2 separate regions of the Homo sapiens genome follow, and region 2 is linked to region 1. The links are chromatin loops, found by intact Hi-C in ENCODE. Cell type or tissue: heart left ventricle. All regions are shown on one strand. Each heading gives the region's core, and the rest is flanking DNA. Links, peaks and the distances in the headings are about the cores only. Region 1 overlaps DENND2B (DENN domain containing 2B). Region 2 overlaps DENND2B (DENN domain containing 2B).

The links. Peaks named below come from ENCODE experiments on the same cell type or tissue, not always from the same donor. Only the 100,000 strongest peaks of a DNase experiment are listed, where the experiment ranks them.
Region 2: a loop joins it to region 1, with 1.8 times the contacts of the local background. A loop is called at or near these places in 21 of 110 quality-filtered maps.

Annotation. Positions count from the first base shown.
Region 1 is chr11:8,704,884-8,714,128 of GRCh38, reverse strand. DENND2B (DENN domain containing 2B) reads left to right here. Exons shown (of 20, transcript NM_213618.2): 8 at 87-131; 9 at 1,394-1,578; 10 at 2,898-3,007; 11 at 3,215-3,284; 12 at 6,275-6,352; 13 at 6,904-7,044. Among named protein-coding and RNA genes, the nearest start is that of SNORA3B, 24 kb to the right of the region's middle. RefSeq lists an enhancer at 3,478-3,979. In heart left ventricle, for the core only: no CTCF peak of the experiment used is centred there; DNase peaks (open chromatin) are centred at 4,738, 5,058 and 6,368; H3K27ac peaks cover 3,365 bases.
Region 2 is chr11:8,774,348-8,783,592 of GRCh38, reverse strand. The region is part of intron 1 of DENND2B (DENN domain containing 2B); the gene reads left to right. The region is part of intron 1 of DENND2B-AS1 (DENND2B antisense RNA 1); the gene reads right to left. Among named protein-coding and RNA genes, the nearest start is that of DENND2B-AS1, 10 kb to the right of the region's middle. RefSeq lists an enhancer at 8,982-9,161. In heart left ventricle, for the core only: no CTCF peak of the experiment used is centred there; a DNase peak (open chromatin) is centred at 4,942; H3K27ac peaks cover 3,965 bases.

The DNA of each region.
Region 1 (9,245 bases), core at 483-8,482:
CCTGTGAGAAAAGCTGGGGTGGTGGGGGAGCAAAAAACATTGGCTGTGAGGTCCAGCAAGTATGTACTCTGCTGTTCCTTTTCCAGATGAAAACAGTGAGAGCGAGAGCGACTCTGATGACAGGTTCAAAGGTGAGGCACAGCTCCCATGAGTACGGAAGCTCTCCCAGCAGGGCTGCAGGGAATCAGCCTTCCCTTCCGATGCATGTGTGGTTCCAGTGTCCCTAACCGGCCTGATGTGGAGAGGTGACAGACAGGCCAGATACCAGAACAATAGAGCAGGGAGCCACAGGGAAGTCTGTCCTTATAGACATGTGAGCTCAGCCCTGCAAGGTTAAATCCAGATGTCTCCCTTTGCCAAATGTAAGGGTGGTGACCTGCCCAAACTGTCCCAAGCCATTGTCCATGGGAGTTGGGTGCTAGATTTGCCTGGTAAATGTTGTAGATCTCAGCCGGGCGCGGTGGCTCATGCCTGTAATCCCAGCACTTTGGGAGGCCAAGGCGGGCAGATCACGAGGTCAGGAGTTCGAGACCAGCCTGGCTAAGATGGTGAAACCCCATCTCTACTAAAATAATACAAAAATTAGCCAGGCACGGTGGCGGGCGCGTGTAATACCAGCTACTTGGGAGGCTGAGGCAGGAGAATCACTTGAACCCGGGAGGCGGAGGTTGTAGTGAGCTGAGATCATGCCACTGCACTCTAGCCTGGGCGACAGAGCAAGACTCTGTCTCAAAAAAAAAATTGTAGATCTGGAGGGTCAGAGAGGGGTACAGAAGATTACAAGGACCTCTTCTGGCAAGAAATGTGCCGTAGACTGAGGAAACTGTTTCTCTGGAGGCCCTGCAGTCCCCCATCTCCCCTGTCCCCAGAGAGGAGCTTGAAAAGGTTCTGGAACCTTCACATTCCAGGGTCCTTGGATAAATCTTTGTGCTTTCTCTACTGGGAAACCCTGCCTAGGCCTTCCTGGATGATTATCCTCTCATCCCCAGGCAAATGGGCAAGTGGACTTTGGATGTAGGAGCATGTCCTGCTAGGGGCCCAAGGATGAAGCCTTCGTGGATGTTCGTGTATTCTAGTCCTTTTGGTACAGGGACAGAGTGGGTGCCAAGATACATCCCTGGGTTTGCCTGGCCTCGGCAGTCCTCCTGCCCCAGCTCAGTCTCCAGAGGCTCCAGGAGGACCAGGCCCGCAGCTTCCTGTGTCAGGGCAGAGTCTTTGTGCAGGGGTCAGCACCTTGTGCCTGCCGGTCCTCCTGCACTGTGAGCTGGGGATGGTATCAGACTAGGCTCACGTACTTAAAAGTGCTCCACAGCAATGGAGCCCTGAGCCAGGGGTAGAGGAGTTAACATGAGGCCTGTGAGGGTCCATTCCCTGATGTGCAACCTGCCTCCAGCCCACACACAGCGCCTGGTCCACATCCAGTCGATGCTGAAGCGCGCCCCCAGCTATCGCACGCTGGAGCTGGAGCTGCTGGAGTGGCAGGAGCGGGAGCTTTTTGAGTACTTTGTGGTGGTGTCCCTCAAGAAGAAGCCATCGCGAAACACCTACCTCCCCGAAGTCTCCTACCAGTTTCCCAAGGTGAGGCCTTCTCTCTCCCCACCTTGCCCATATTCCCCCTCTTCCATCCTCTATCCGCCAGGCCTATCTGGGGAAGGAGAGAGATCTTGTTCGTCATACGTCCTCACCGAGCTGCCACAGCCCTGAACCTGCCTCCTCTCAGCCAGGAGGGAAGACAGGGCTGCAGCGGGGGTGGGTTTGGGCCAGTGCTTGTTCAAAGGATGAGGACTAAGAAAGAACCTCTCAATGTGCTTATAATAAAATCCAGAACAATTGAATACCATACAGTTCACCCACTTAATGTATACAGTTCAGTGTTTGGGTGTATTCACAGAATTGTGCAATCATCACCACAGTCAATTTTAGAACATTTTTATCACCCCAAAGAGAAACTCTGCACCCACTAGCTGTCACTCCGCACTTCTCCCACCAGCCTGTCTCTCACTCCGCCTTCCCTGCTTGTCGCCAGCCAGCCTGGCCTCCCTCTTCTTCCTCTCACACTCAACCCCTCTCTCTCTGCCATTGCCTCTGCCAGGAATGTGCTTTCTCCAGCTCTTCACGTGGCTGCTGGCTCCTTCTCATTTCTCAGGCTCTGCTCAAGTAGGACCTCTTTCAGGAGGTCTGTCCAGACACCTGCATGGAGCCCCTCCCCTGCCCAGCTTGCTCTGGTACATAACCCTGCTTATTATTTTATTTTTTTATTCGAGACGGAGTTTCGCTCTTGTTACAGAGGCTGGAGTGCAATGGCGCTATCTCGGCTCACTGCAACCTCCGCCTCCTGGGTTCAAGCGATTCTCCTGCCTCAGCCTCCCAAGTAGCTGGGATTACAGGCATGCGCCACCACTCCTGGCTAATTTTGTATTTTTAGTAGCGATGGGGTTTCTCCATGTTGGTCAGGCTGGTCTCGAACTCCCAACCTCAGGTGATCCGCCAGTCTCGGCCTCCCAAAGCGCTGGGATTAACAGGCATGAACCACCGCGCCCGGCCACCCTGCTTATTTTTTTTTTAAGCCCCGCTCTGAGATGTTGTGGTTGACCATCTCACTCTGCTGACGAGAATGTGTAAGGTCGGGGACCTTGTCCCCTTTGTTTTCCATTGAGAGCCAAGAGCCCTGGCGCATAGCACCGTGTCAGATGCCATATAGAAAGCACTCCGCTGGCATTTATTGAATGAATGAATGATGACTCTGGGCTCTGTAAGAATTCGGAGTGGGACAAGGGTTGCTGAGATCATGCCCGCTAGTCAGTGGCATCTAGGGCCCTCAGGGGAGGAGGGGCTTCTCAGCCACCACCACCCGCCCTCAGGTTCCATGTCATCTCCTGGTTCCTTCTTCCCTGCAGCTGGACCGACCCACCAAGCAGATGCGAGAGGCAGAGGAAAGGCTCAAAGCCATTCCCCAGTTTTGCTTCCCTGATGCCAAGGACTGGCTTCCTGTGTCAGAGTATAGCAGGTGAGGCCTGGCCTGGCCTGAGGGAGGAAGGAGCATAGCCTTCTTTACCCCCATAGCGTGGGCACCTGAGTGGGGCCTGCTCTAGTCTCATCCTCTCCTACAGCAACCTGGCCCTTCACCCCACGTGAAAATGACGGTCCCTATTCTTGGGGGCTGTTTCCTAGGTCCTCTCACACCTCCCTGATGCCAGACCTCTCTTTGTTCCAGTGAGACCTTTTCTTTCATGCTGACTGGGGAAGATGGCAGCAGACGCTTTGGCTACTGCAGGCGCTTACTGGTGAGTGAGGCCATTCGGTCCTCAGGCCAGCAGGCAGGGGATAGGCCAGGGTGTGTGTGTGTGTGTGTGTGTGTGTGTGTGTGTGTGTGTGCCCTTCTGCAATTTTAGCTTGTATGAAATCCTATGTTATGCTTCCTGAGGCCACCCCGAACCCCCTGCCAACACACACACTTTCACAGGTGAGGCTACCCTGGGAGAGCAGGGCTCAGAGTGGTGCTTCTGAGGGGGCCTTAGGATCGGAGGTTATCTGGAGTAAGGGGAGGGAGTGGGTTTTCATGTCTTTTTAGTTTTTCTCTACTTTTTCGTCATTTCCCTTGGGATCATGGGCTCTGATTGCTGGTCTCTGGTTGCAGGATCGAATCGCCCCCAGCAGTATGTGTATATGCATCAGATTAGGTGAGGGACAACCTTCCTCACCCCCATACCTGGCCAGCCTGTAGTGGGGAGGAGGCCTTTCTGTGGTGTGGTGGGGCTGGAGATTGGGCAGGGACAGAGACATACCTTCTCTGGGAATCTGAGAGAGATACCTTGAATCTAGGGGAAAGGGATTAGGTTTTGAAAATGTTAGCCATTTTGTAAAGAGAAGTCCCTCACCATTTCCCTTCCCATTAGTCCTGGGAAATAGATTGGGTAGAGGCTCAGAGCCTGGCCCCTGCTGCACTCCCAGCTTGGAGCTACTGGGTTGTTGACAATGTTTTGGGGTTTCCAGGCCTTAGCAAGAGAAAGCCTCCCCAGATACCAGTCTAGGGGTAGATGAAGGGGGCAGGAGCCCTGAAGGAAGGATTTGGGGCCGGCCATTCATTCATTCAGAAACACTTATCATCCCTTATCAGAAGCCCTGACCTATTGAGAGTCAGGCACGTGCTATTGAGAGTCAGGCACGTGCTCATATAAAGATGAGTTTAACATGGATCTCCCTCTCGAGGAACTTTAGATGGCCTGTTACAGGAGATTGGACTTTCAACACAGGAGGGAAGGGCCAAGGGAATAAGAGGGAATAAATGTTGTTTAGAACCTGTCACATTCCAAGCTAGATGCTTCAAGTATGTCTTTTAAAAGAAAATGATCACAATAGCCCATGGGTTATTATTATCCCTGATCCATAGATTGGAAAGTCAAAACTCAGAGGTAGAATGACTTGCCCAAGGTCATACAGAACCAGAAGGGAAGTCGTTTGTCACCAATTTGTACTCTTGGATCACCCCCAGAGGATGGACTGGGGAGAGGGGGCGTGGGGAGGTAGAATGCCCATGGAGGGGCAAAGGGCGTATGCACAGGAGTGATGCCAGGTGGTGAGCCAGGCAGAGGCCAGCATGCCTCTGGCCGCCTGGGCCTCCCAGGCTTGGAAGGAGTGTTGCGAAGGCTGCCTTTGCTGGAACATAGATGGAGCAGAGCTGCTCCTTTGTAGTGGGGCTGCTGCCCCCAGGGAAGAGCGTGTTTGTCCTGGCGTGCTCAGAGAGGGCCTGGGCTGGGTCTCTGCCAAGGGGGCTGGCACTAGCTCGGCATTCCTGCAGATTGGACACAATGATTCTGATCCAAATCCCACATACTTGATTTAATCACTTGGGGCTTTAGGGGAGGCGGGGGAGAGGGAAAGAGACAGGAGTGAGTTTCAGGCCTAATATGGACAAAAACAGATTCTGCCTTCTCTTTAGATCTGTGACGTGTGGCCAGCAGGTTTGGAGACTGAAATAGCCCCATCTGCATTTGCTTAGCAGCCTGCACGAGGGGCCAGCACCTGCTGCTCTGCTCCCTCCCCACTCGGACTTGCCAGGCCCTCCAGGCCTCTGAGTCCTGCTGGAGAAGGCACTGCAGCCTGCATGGGGGCTCCGGGCCTGGGAGCTCTCAGTGCATGTCTCCCCTTTAGCTACCCACCTTTTTTTTTTTTTTTTGAGACAGAGTTTCATTCTTGTTGCCCAGGCTGGAAGTACAATGGTGTGATCTCGGCTCACTGCAACCTCCACCTCCCGGGTTCAAGCGATTCTCCTGCCTTAGCCTCCTAAGTAGCTGGGATTACAGGCGCATGCCACTATGACCGGCTAATTTTGTATTTTTAGTGGAGATGGGGTTTCTCCATGTTGGTCAGGCTGGTCTCGAACTCCCAACCTCAGGTGATCCACCTCCCTTGGCCTCCCAAAGTGCTGGAATTACAGGCGTGAGCCACCGCGCCTGGCCATGCCTACCTTTTAAGTCCCATTCTTCTTTTGCTCCTTTACTCCATAGCAAACCTCTACCCAGTGTCTTTGTTTTCTTTCCTTCCTGTCAGAAAGCAGCAGGCTTTAGGGGTAAGACAGCCAAACAGGGCCAAAGCAAACTCCTGGCTCCACAGCTTCTAGATAGGTGGCCTTAGGCAATGGCTTTATCTTTTTGAACTCAGTTGCCTCATCTATAAAGGGGATAATAATCCCTCTCTCACAAATCTCTTGTAAAGTCCCAAGCCCAGGAGTCAGGTATAGCAAATGTTCCATAAACAGTAGCTCCCATCTCTTGTTTTCAGTTTGCTCTCTTAGAATGGAGGTGGATCAAGAAAGGGAGAAAAGAAGCAAAAAAAGGAATGGTATGCCGAATGTGCCCTATGGGGCTAAAAAGCTACAATGGCTTGTCCTAAGGATGTACCCTAGTCCTTCCCATCTGCTGGGGTCCCAGCCTCAGGGCTATGAATCCACAGACACCCTGTAGCCTCTGCCAAACTGCTTTGCCCTTTGCCAGCCCCCGTCAGCGTCCTCCTGGGAGGAAGGGTGGAGCCTGTGTGGAGCCTGGCAGGAGCCTGGTACCTGGTGCTGGGAGACCCTGCAGAGCTGAGGCCTGTCCTGAGAGTGGTGGCTGTTCCTTCAGGGCTCTGGTTGCAGAGAGGTTTAGAGGAGGCTTAAAGTCTTCCTCCACTAGAAGGGCAGTCCTTACTCCTCCGTTCCCAAGGAAAAGGAGCCAGAAATGGTAATCATGCATTCTCTGTGTCTGTCTCTCTCCTCCTCCTCCTTGTCCTGGCCCAGCCAAGTGGGAAAGGGCCCCGGTTGCCAGAGGTGTACTGTGTCATCAGCCGCCTTGGCTGCTTCGGCTTGTTTTCCAAGGTAAGAGGCTCTGGCAGGCTTCCCTCCCCGTCCCCCAGCTGACAGCTCCCACAGGAGTATCTGCAGCCAGCTTAGATGAGAAAACCACCTGTGACTGTGAGCGAGCGGGAGACAGAATGCAGGAACAAGTACCAGTGAGCTCTCTGACACCCTCCCATTCCCCGGCCTGGTTCTCTACCCAGCTGGCTGGCATTTCCCCAGCTCCTGTGCTGGCAGTGTCTGCCCCTGTCACAGCCCACCCTGGGCCCTAGGCAGAGCCAGAGTCCTTGGGGAAGCAGGAGCGCCCAGGGAGCTGACTCTTGGGTGGTATTTCCTTTGCCCAGCTACTCCGCTCTTGGGGACTGAAGCAAGGCCAGTTAGGGAACAGAGGAGTCACTGAGTGCCAAGGAAAACGGGAAGGGTAGAGTGTGCAGATCATGGCAAGACCACCTTCCCGTCTCCCAGCTTCTGGGCTAGCCTGGTCAGATGCTTGGCTGCCCTCTTCTCTGCCAGGAGGGGGAAGGGCAGTGCCCTGACACCCTTCCTCTTTGGGCTGCTGGCGGTGGGCACAGGTCCTAGATGAGGTGGAGCGCCGGCGTGGGATCTCCGCTGCATTGGTCTATCCTTTCATGAGAAGTCTCATGGAGTCGCCCTTCCCAGCCCCAGGGAAGACCATCAAAGTGAAGACATTCCTGCCAGGTGCTGGCAATGAGGTAGGGATTTCTGCACCCTCTTCTCTCGGGCTACGGGCTGGGGTGGCAGGAGGACCATGCTGGCCAAGGTCGTAGTCTTTGGGGGTTGCAGAGCACGGTCCCTCCTTGCTCAACCATGTCTGTGTACCCCATCACTAGGGACCAAAAGAGCAAACAATAGGAATGTACATGTTGTCCAGCCCTCTGTTCCTCCCAGGGGCCTTCCCTGACCCATTTGGACTAAACTGCATTCCATCTGCCTTCCTTTTGTTCATTCATTGAACAGTTACTGAATGTGTGCCATCTCACAATCAGGGATTGCGCCAGACCTCAGAGCAGAGTCAGAGGTAGAGGGACGTGGCTCTGTCCTCATGAAGTTTGTAGTCTAGTGGGAGATACTGCTATTATAAACACTTTTACATATAAATAGATAATTCCTAAATGTGTTACAAGCCAAGTGAAAGCACAGGACCTTATGAGAGTGTGAAACAGGGGAGTCTGCTTTAAATAAGGGGCCAGGGAAGGTCTCCTCTGAGAAAGTAACACTTTATCAGAGACCTAAGTGGTGAGTGGGGGCAACTAAATGAAGCAGGAGGAGGGAGATGGAAAGAGAAGGATATGAACGGGAGAAGATTATTCCAAGTAGAGGAACCAGCATCTGCAAAGGCAAAAGTTGGGCAAGTGCAAATGCTGGTCAGAGGGTTGATGGGGTGGGGGTAGAGGGGTGGGTTGGCAGGCAAGAACCCAATCACGATGTCCCTGCTAGGCCAAGTTAAGGATTTGGGGTTTTATCTAAAGCAGGGGTATGATAAGATCTGACGTATATTTTCATTTCATTTTATTTTTTTGAGACAGGGTCTCACTCTGCCACCCATATTGTGCAGTGGTGCTGGAGTGCAGTGGTGCTATCATGGCTCACTGCAGCCTCACCCTCCCGGGCTCAAGCGATCCTCCCGCTTCAGCCTCCTGAGTAGCTGGGACTACAGGCGTGCACCACCAAACCCAGCTGACTTTTGTATTTTCTATAGAGACAGGGTTTCACCCTGTTGCCCAGGCTGGTCTTGAACTCCTGGACTCAAGCAATCCTCCCACCTCCCCCTCCCAAACTGTAGGGACTACAGGCGTGAGCCACCTGTGGCCAGCTGATACATGTATTCAAAGCCCACTGTGGCTGCCATGTAGATAATGGTCGGAGTGAAAACGGGGAGACCAGCAGGGATACTGTTGTGGCACTATGGGTAAGAGATGATGGCAGCTTTGGATTAAGATGTGGTAGAACAGGGGAAGGGAAGTAGATGGATTTTAGAATTAGGACCAATAGCACTTTGCGTTTGATTGGAAATAGGGAGTAGTTGTTACAGAGACTGTAAGGCTGACTCCCAGTTTTCTGGCTGGAGCCCCAGGGTAGATGATGGAGCCATGTACTGAGATGGGAGCTCGTGAAGGAGAAGCAGGTAATGAGGAGGAAGAGCAAGAGTCCAAATGTGTACATGTCAAGTTTGAGATGCCCATGAGACCCCCAAGAGAAGGTATTTAGTAGCAAAGAGTGTAAATAGGGAAGAGAAGAGAGCCCAGTATGGGGTCCTCCTCAGTCCTGGGGAACCCCAACGTGCAGAGGCCCTGCAGGAGAGGAACACTCAGGAGAGGGCTGCGGCTCAGGAGCACCTCAAAAAGGAAGCCGTGATCCGGATCAGGAACCACCAAGAGGTCAGGATGAGGCGTGGCAAGATCTTGACAAGTGCAGGGGCCCAGAAGTTGGGCTGGAGTGAGTTGAGAAGTGATGGGTGTGAGGAAGTGGAAACAGCCTGTGTAGACATCTTCTCAAGATTGCATGGCTGTGGAGAGAAATAGGGAAGAGGGCAGCAATTGAAATGTGGAACTAGGGAAGCTTGTTAGGGATGGTAGTTTGTATGCTGGTGGGAATGGCTGCCAGAGGAAGAGGTTTGAGCTGCAGGAGCAGGAGGGGCTAGCAGAGAGTACTGAGAAGATGTGGGTGTTAGGCTCCATGGAGGGCTTGGTGTTTATTAGGAGAGGAGGGAGTGGCTTAGTAGATTTTGGATTCTCATCTGATGGCTTTGATTTTCTCAAAGTAGAAAAGGTCAGACCGGGCACCGTGGCTCATGTGCTTGTAATCCCAGCACGTTGGGAGGCTGAGGCGGGGGGATCACTTGAGGTCAGGAGTTCGAGACCAGCCTGGCCAACATGTTGAAACTCTGTCTCTT
Region 2 (9,245 bases), core at 698-8,697, 69 kb before region 1:
CTATAGCATAATTATTGTTAATTTGTGGTGTATCTTGTCCTTTGGGATCTTCTTCATATGTGTTAACATATATTGCTTTTTCCCCCAAAGTGCCATCATTTTTCACTTATATTTTGTAACCTACTTTTCTGACTAATATTACTTGGATATATTCCACAGACAGTACATACAGAGCTACTCTATAATGTTTAATGCTGCATAGAATTACATTGTATGGATGAATTGTTATTTAGTTAACCTGACGATGGACTTTTGGGTTGTTTCTGTTATTAATAGCTATGTGGGCCAAAGCAGGAGGATTGCTTGAGGCTAAGAGTTTGAGACCAGCCTGGGCAACGTAGTGAGATGCTATTTCTAGAAAAAAGTAAAAAATTAGCTGGTGTGGTGCTACATGCCTGTAGTCCCAGCTTTTCAAGAGGCTAAGGTGGGAGGATCACTTGAACCCAGGAGTTGGAGGCTATGTTGAGCTGTGATTGTGCCACTGCACTCCAATCTGGGCAATAGAGCGAGACCCCATCTCTTTGGGAAAAAAAAAAAAAAAAAAAAGGTAAGTGGTGGCAAATATCTACATATCTGTATAGCTGTGCCTACTTGTATAACTTCAGGATAGTTATTGCTAGAAGTTTCTAAAAATGGAATTACTGGTTCGAAAGCTATGTAATATACTTAAATTATTTAACAATATCTTTTTTTTTTTTTTTTTTTTGAGACAGAGTCTCACACTGTTGCCCAGGCTGGAGTGCAGTGGCGTGATCTCGGCTCACTGCAAGCTCTGCTTCCTGGGTTCATGCCATTCTCCTGCCTCAGCCTCCCGAGTAGCTGGGACTACAGGCACCCACCCCCACGCCCGCCTAATTTTTTTGTATTTTTAGTAGACATGGGGTTTCACCGTGTTAGCCAGGATGATCTTGATCTCCTGACCTCGTGATCTGCCTGCCTTGGCCTCCCAAAGTGCTGGGATTACAGGCGTGAGCCACTGCGCCCGGCCAACAATATCTTTTAAAACTTGGAAAAGTATATGGAAAAGTGAAAGGTTAATATAATAAAAATCTATGTACCCATCATCCAAATTTCATAAATGTAACACTGTACCATATTGGCTTCAGATCTGTTAACATAAATTTTTTTTAAGTTTGACAAATATGTACTCATGCTTGGAGGCTCAGGAAAAAAAATTGGACAAATATGACTAAAGCTTTCTGCAGTCCTTTCCTCCTCCTGATACTGATAAAAGCCTCATTACTGTGCATATCTTATCCTTTTACATACATGTGTCCATAAATAATGTATAGTATTGTGTTTTAAAATGTTATACACATGATACTATTCTTGCAGGCAAACCTTTTGCAGGTTGATTTTTTTTCATTCAAAGTCATTTCTAAAAAGTTTTCATGTGTAAAATCATTTGGTTTAATTGGTGTATAATGCACCATTATATGGCAGTGAGAAATGGTTAAAGTCTAATTTTTGTGTATTACAGACACTATTGTAATGACTGTGCAAGAGTTTGTGTACGCCAGCTACCTAGGAATGGAAGTGATGTGGTGGGGAGTATGATTCTTTAGCTTTACTAGGTAATTCCAGATTGTTCTCTATAGTAGTTGTTATGTGTTTACCACCAATGTATATAAGTGTTCATTTCCCCTTATTTTTGCTAACACTTGGAGATCCCATGCTTCTCAGTATTTTCCAGTCTAAGTATGATATAATATCTCATCACTTTAATTTGCATTTTCCCAATTTATCAAAGAGATTGAGCAATATTTTATTTTCTTTGAATTCTCTGTTCATATCTTTTACTTATTTTTCAGTTGGGTTTTCGTCTTTTTCCTTTAGAAGTTCTTAATATGTTCTGATTTTTAATCACTTGTCAGTTATGTGCTCTGTAATTATTTTCTTCCTGTCTGTGGCTTATCTTTTAACTTTGTATAGGTTATCCTTGTGAGGTTATGTGTGTGTGTGTGTGTGTGTGTGTGTATTCCTAAATTGTTTTCCAGAAAAATTATACTGGTTTACAGAACATCCAACAGTATATGAGAGTGCCCAGCTTGCCACACCCTGCCTGACTCTGGGAATAGTTTTATCATCTTGCCCAGTGTAATAGACAAAAAGTGGTATTGCCCCTTCTTTGGTGGCTTTTCCTAGAACATTCCTACCTCTTTGTTATAGCCAAAAGCTGGCTTTTCCCTGAAGATCTTACTTTCCTTGTGACCCTCTCCAATGAAGCCACCTCACCTCCTCCCAACTCTCGCTCTGAACTCCCCACGTTGCTTCCAAGCCCGGGCTGGCAACCTTTCCCATGAGAAGTTAGTCCCTCCTCTGCTCACTCTTGGTGCCCTTACCTGCCTATTGACTTCAGGCTAACTGTTAACAACCTTCTTCATATGTCCTCTTTTTGGCATAATTAGGATTTGAGGATTCATACTGAGAATCCATCAATGCTCCGGCCTCACAGTCCCTCCATCCTTCCAACTCTAAGGACTTCGTCTTTATTCCTCTTCGGGTACCTTTGGCTTTATCACTTGGAGCAGTTTCACTTTTAGGATGCTGAACTCGGAGATTCCCTTCCCTTCCCTGGTCTCCTGTCTGTTTCCACCTCCCACTCCTTCGCTGTCCCCTCCCAAGAGCTGGCTCTCCAGCTCTTCTCTGCCTGTGTAGCCTCTTAGCCACCCTGGCCACTGCCTACTGATTTTTCTGTTCAGCCTGAGCTTCAAAGGTAGAAATTCTCATCCTGCACTTGCTGCTTACCTCAGTTCTCTCTCTCCCTTGTCCCTCCTGTGATCATTAGCCCTCGTGGACCACTTGAACAGATTTTTCTGCCGTAGCCCCTAGACCTCTGAGTATTGCTTCATCTTTCAGAAGCATAATCTCTGACCCATCATTCTTTTCTCAGAAAACTTCTGTGATTCCCCAGAGAAAAACTAAGATCCCTGATTTGGCTCTCAGAGGCCTCTAAGAGCCGACATGTCTCTGTCTTTCCAACTCTCTTTCTCCCTGGTCTACTTTCAATTAAACTCCCATCAGACTGACAAACACTTTGTTGTCCTTCATACGTCTTCTGCTTTCCTGCTTCCAAGCCCTTGTGCATGTAGTTCTATCTGTGTAGGAATACCCCTGTATTCTTTTGCCATTTGATCTTCCAGGCCTAGCACAAGGGTCACCCTCTCTGTAAAGTGTTCTTGATCCTTTATTTGGAAGTAATCTCCTTCTACCTAAGCTTCAACATTGTATCTCTCTAATGGCATCTCTCTAGTGGCACTTAATTTCATCTTTCTAATGGCACTTAAAATAGTCTTCCTGGTATTTATGAGATTTATATGTCTATTGTATTCACCCTACAGAGTGGAAGCTCCTTGAGGATGGACCCATACCTGATGCATTTGGTGTCCAAACAGCACTAAACATATTGGCTTATGCATGGTTGGTGTTTGGTGTATATTAGCTGAATGGATGCATGACTGTAAGTATGAATGGAAGGAGGAAAGATGGTTGTCCTGGCTTCCAGGAACCATAGTTACAATTTCATACTGCCCCCCTTCTCCTGCTCTAGCGAGAAAAGAATCAGACTCACAGCTTGACCCAGGCCAACACAGGAATAGTTCAAGCTCCTGGCCCACACTGCACCTGGGGGAGCCTGAAGCTTGTCCTACCGTGGGAGCAGGAGCCTTGAGTACCAGGAATTTCAATGGGATGTTTTTGAGTTTAGGAAGTTAGGCTGGCTGCATTCCATGACATGCAAGGGAGAGGATTTTGGAGTAGCACAGAAAATGGAAACCTTGGCCGGGCGTGGTGGCTCACGCCTGTAATCCGAGCACTTCGGGAGGCTGAGGCGGGGCGGATCACCTGAGGTCAGGAGTTCGAGACCAGCCTGACCAACATGGAGAAACCCTGTCTCTACTGAAAATACAAAATATTAGCCGGTGTGGTGGTGCATGCTTATAATCCCAGCTACTCAGGAGGCTGAGGCAAGAAAATCACTTGAACCCGGGAGGTAAGAGGTTGTGGTGAGCCGAGATTCCACCATTGTACTGCAGCCTGGGCAACAAGAATGAAACTTCGTCTCAAAAAAAAAAAAAAAGAAAGAAAGAAAGAAAGAAAAGAAAGAAAAAGGAAACCCCGAGCATGCTTTTGGCAGAGGTAGGTGCAGAGAGGCTGGAGAGCATGGTAACCCAGAGGGGAGGGTTCTGTTTTTACCAAGTCACACCACTTTCCTTCCTCCATACCTGCTAGGGCTGAGCCTCAGTTGAATGTGAGAAAAACGCTATGGGTGTGATATTTGCCACTCTCTCTGCCTTGGGACCTTGAGTCATAGTCTCATTCTTCATCTCAAACAGTCTTCTGTCTCATTCTGTCCAGCTACTGTTTGTCCTTTACAGTCTGGCTCACATTTCCTCTCCCACAGAAGCCCCGTCCAGAGCTGCTCTGTCCCCTCCACCACTCCATTGTCCTGTCTTTCTAGTTTGTGTCCCACACTTGCATCGTTTGCTGTTGTGTCTCAGTGCCCTACATTCGTCTGTGAGCTCCCCACATGTAAGAATCACATCTCATGTTTTGTTCTCTCAGCTAAAACAAAGTGGTGATCAATAATTACTGTCAATGTTATTAGGGAGCCTGCTATTGGAACTTGGAAGATTATCAGTAGCAGAAAAACTGAAGTGGGAATGGAAAGACGTGAAAGTAGAACTTAGCCTGGGCTAGTTCTCCAGAGTCTTGAGTCTGGGGAGGAACTGCCCTTTCATCTTTACCATGGGTTTCTTGAATTCTGGCTTCTGAAGCTCTGCCTTTCGACAGTAATCAGCATTTAGGCAGGTGACAGAATCAGGTGTTCAGGGTGTGCCCTCCAGGGAAGAAGAGAGAGAGGTGATGGCCGGCACCCCATGCAGCAGTGACTAATGTGGGCCAAACTGGCACCATGCCTCCCAGCCCCCGGGTACGTGGGAGCTGTAGGCACACATGGTAGATTGGAGCTGGAGGGATCATTTACCAGCCCTTCCCTGAGCTGGAAGCAGGCGGGGAGCAGCAAGCCAATTGGCAGACTTGCCTTTTCTGCCTTAAAGTACTTTGTTTCTGTTGCTAACAACAGACATGGGTAGTATAAATAAAACACAGACACACAGGCACATAGACACATGTGGAGACTGAATATTTGAGCTGTCAGGGGCAGGGGGAGGGTGGATGTGGACGGGGACTGAAATGTGTGGCTAAGCCTCTCAAGATAGTGTGCACTAGGTCTTCTCTTCAGCCTTGGAGATGGGTGTAGTGTAAGGGGTGGCTGTGTGGAAGGCCCCCTGAAAGCAGTCAAGTAGGAAGTGATACTGTCTGGATGCCACAGGCTTCAAAGACTAGGTGCTCGTTATGGCTGGATGCAGTCCTCATTAGGCAGACTCTTTCGAGCTAGTTGCTGGTGATCCAAGGGCCAATGGTAACTTCTTTCCTTCTGTTCTGCCCTTTCAAGGCTTGACTCATTGATCCCCGTTAGTGCTCACATGTGGTATAATGGTCAGCAGCTGCTGTGGCCTTTCTGGCTGACCTGAGCTGTACAAGCCAGCATGCCTAAATATGTGACTGTTGTTTTGGGTAAGCTCCTGAAGGATGTGAGCTTCCTTAGTAGAGACTGAGACCCATTCAGCCTCTCTGGAAAAGATGGTCTTAGTAGGAGGCTGAATAGTTCATGCTATAAAAAGCAACAGCTAAGTCACATGTGAGATAAGCTTATTCAGAGACTTGAGGTTCAGGTAGATTACAGGGAGGATGGATGATGAGGAAGACTGTGAGTCTCCACTGCTGGAAATATAAGTAGGGATGGGTTAGGTGTTCTCTCTTTTTTTTCCCTGGGTTGAACATTATATTCCCTGGTATCTAAGATTACATCAAGAGAGCCTCTTCTGGTTCTGGGAAAAAGAATAACTGTATTGATAGGAATTTTAGAGCACTCCCAATGTGTGTAGCTTTGAGCACTTGATTCACAGATATCTCTGACACTTGGGATGATCATCTGATGGTGTGGGCATTTGGAGTAGCTCTTAGCTGGTCTCTCTTTTCCATCTTACTGCTTTCTTGGACCATATGTGACAGGCCTAAGGAATGTCCAACAGGAGGTACCTTTGGTCCATATGAATACCAAGTCAGTAATAGTTCCAATCTTCTAGAAGCAGTGAGACGCCACTCCAGTCTGAGGGTGAGACATGAAAAATATGTGGGCCTTTTCCCCAGTCATTGATATAGCAACATTTGTCTCCCCTGGGCAGGGGGAAATGAATTAGGATTACCCTCTGGGTTGAGCTTACAAGTCTGTCTTAGGATCTCTTTTTTACCGAGGTAGCCCTCTTGGCTATCCAAGGTGGGGTGCCTGGGTGGGGGTGGCACACTGGAAGCTCATAGCAGCTGCTTCTCTCCAGGCACTGTAACTCACTAGCAGCTTAGGACTAGATGTGAGGCATGTATCACGTGGCATTTGTTACTACAGGAGTTAAAGGACCAAAGTAATCTTAAATGGGTTACCTATTCTTATAATTTAGAAGGTATGCAAGATTATACCTATAATAATAGCAAGCCCATTCACTCTCTCATAAGCTTTCTTAAATAAGAGAGGGAAGGGTGGAGTTACTCCTATGGTCAGAATTGCAGATTACCCTTTTTCCCTAAAGAGGCCTAAGGGTTGGCTCCCATGTGACCCCCATCATCTCTGTAGTCAAGTAGCATCAGGCCTAGGAACCCCTAAGGAGATCATTCTCTCTCTGTTCCCTGGCTTAGGGCAGGGATGTGAGGCTTTTGCCTGGCACTAAGGAGAGGTAGTTGACCATGGCTATTATTGAATGAGGTTGGACCCAGCCTAGCTGATAAAATTCTAAAGCAAGATGGGGCAGTGCTACCCAAGGTGGTCACAGAGAATGAAGGTTCTTATAATAGAATATATTCTAAGCCACTAGGCCGTGGTGGCTTCTTTGAAAGGTTGAAGTCTTGAAAGGTAAGAAGACCCCATCTAGCTGGGTTTCATGTGCTGCCCTCACCTTACCCCTACAAGTGGCACAGCAAGCTGCCTGCGATGTCTGGTGGTTGACTCTGCTGCCTGCATGGTTCAGGTGAGCAGAGCAGTTCATGTTGAAGCCCCTCCCACCGGTCAGGAGCCTGTAGGACTGTGTTGTTTTCCTTCCTGTGTCCTCAGTGACTGGGCTAGTGTCTTGCACAAGGCAGGTGCTTGGTCATTGTTTGTGGATTGAATGGCTTCTCAGCCTGAGCTTCAGGGGACCTTGGCCTGGGCCTTGGAGCATACTAGGAGTTGGATAAGCAGAGAGGAAGAAGGAGAGCACTCCAGGCTGCCAGTGATTTGAGCCCAGAAACATGGGGCAGAAATGGACACGTGGACATGTTTGGAGCAGAAGGTGTCCTGCCTGGAGAGAGGTAGGTGTGTGTGTGTGTGTGTGTGTGTGTGCGCGCGCGCGCGTGCGCGCACGTGCGTGTCTGTGTGCATGTGCAAGTCTGTGTATCTCTGTGTGGGCAGGTCTGGGGAGGGTGGTAGGGCCAGGGCTGGCTGAAGAGGGAAGGAAGAATTGGAAAGTGAGATTGGTTGGAACCAATTAAGGGAACCTGAGTCTGGTGTGATTGGCGGTTAAGGAGCCCAGAAGAATGACATGATGATACTGACATTCCAGGATGCTTAGTCTGTCACTTATGAGCAGAGAGGACTGGAGGTAGAAGAATAAAGGGGAGCTTGTCATACAATAATACTGTTTAACATTTATTTAGTGCCTCCTATGGGCTGGCACTGGATAAAGTGCTCTCTGTATAACCAGAGACCATTGCAGTAAACTAGGTATGAGGTGATAAAGTGGAGAAAAATTTCAAAGAAGATGACATTGTTTCTTCATATTTGGCTATATTTGGCTCTTATTTGGTTAAAGAAGAAATGGCTCCAAGGACGTCTTCCTCCTGGGTCCTGCTTCCGGCAGCGTGTCCTTGAGCATGGGGCTGTTAATCTGGCCTGGTTGGAGCTGCTGAGATTTTGCATGCTCCCTGCCAGGAACCAGTGTCCTTGGGTCTCAGCTGGGGTGTGTCCCCACCCCAGCCATCTGGAAGGTCAGAGGAATTAGCCACTAGAATGTGCCCATTAGTGGCTTTGAGGGGTTACAACCTGTCAGTGGAATCTGAAGCCCGGGAACTGCCTCTCTCCCAGGGCTTTTTGGAGTTGGAACAGCCTGACTGTTCTAGCACTGACTGCTCCCTTATTTGGACAGTAAATTTTCAGGGTGAGATTGGACTTCTCTTTTGTCTTGGGAGAGTTTTTTGTTTTTTTAAGTATTTGACATTCTTGTGAGTGATTTTCAAGGAGATAACACGACATCAGAGCTATACCTTTCTTCACCTGATTCTTTCCTTGGTCTCTAGTCCATCCACTTATAAGACCCAGATGGGGGCCAGGCACAGTGGCCCACGTCTGTAATCTCAGCCCTTTGGGAGGTCAAGGCGGGCGGGTCACTTGAGGTCAGGAGTTCGAGACCACCCTGGCCAACATGGTGAAACCCCGTCTCTATTGAAAATACAAAAATTAGCCAGGTGTGTTGGTGGGCCCCTGTAATCCCGGCTACTCAGGAGGCTGAGGTGGGAGAATCTCATGAACCTGGGAGGTGGAAGTTGCAGTGAGCCAAGATCACGCCATTGCACTGCAGCCTAGGCAACAGAGAGAGACTCTGTCTCAAAAAAAAGTGAAAATAATAATTAAAAAAAAAAAACGAAAAAAATAAGAAGACCTAGATAGGGTTCCTAGACTGCCCACTCATCTCAGTCTCCCCAGGGGAGAAGCAAGTAACATCATCCTATAGACAAGAGGCAAGGTGTCTGAGGCCCCGGGGTTGGGCTTCAGGGCCTGGGGGCAACTTCCTGCCCAGCCTTGAGACATATGTCTTGGTTTTGGGGAACTTGCTGTGCCCCTTGACTTGTGGATTTGTAGTTTATCAGCCCAGCTTCATGTGGGGCCAGGATGGGAGCAGGGCACAGCCAGGAGTTGGGGTGGTGGTGATGAGATGGTGGATGGTAGTGGTGCTACTGAAGGGGAAGAATCTTCTGTGGCGATTTTGAGAGCACACTTCCTCTCTGTCAGAAGCGCAACTCTGTCAGCTTCTGGCTTTCCTTCTGATGGATCCCTGTAACCCTTAGGAAAGTCATTCAGCTAATGGCAGTGACACTAGATTCTAATGGAGGAAGGGAAAGCAGGAAGGAGAACATGTTTCTGTCAACAAAGGTGTGCT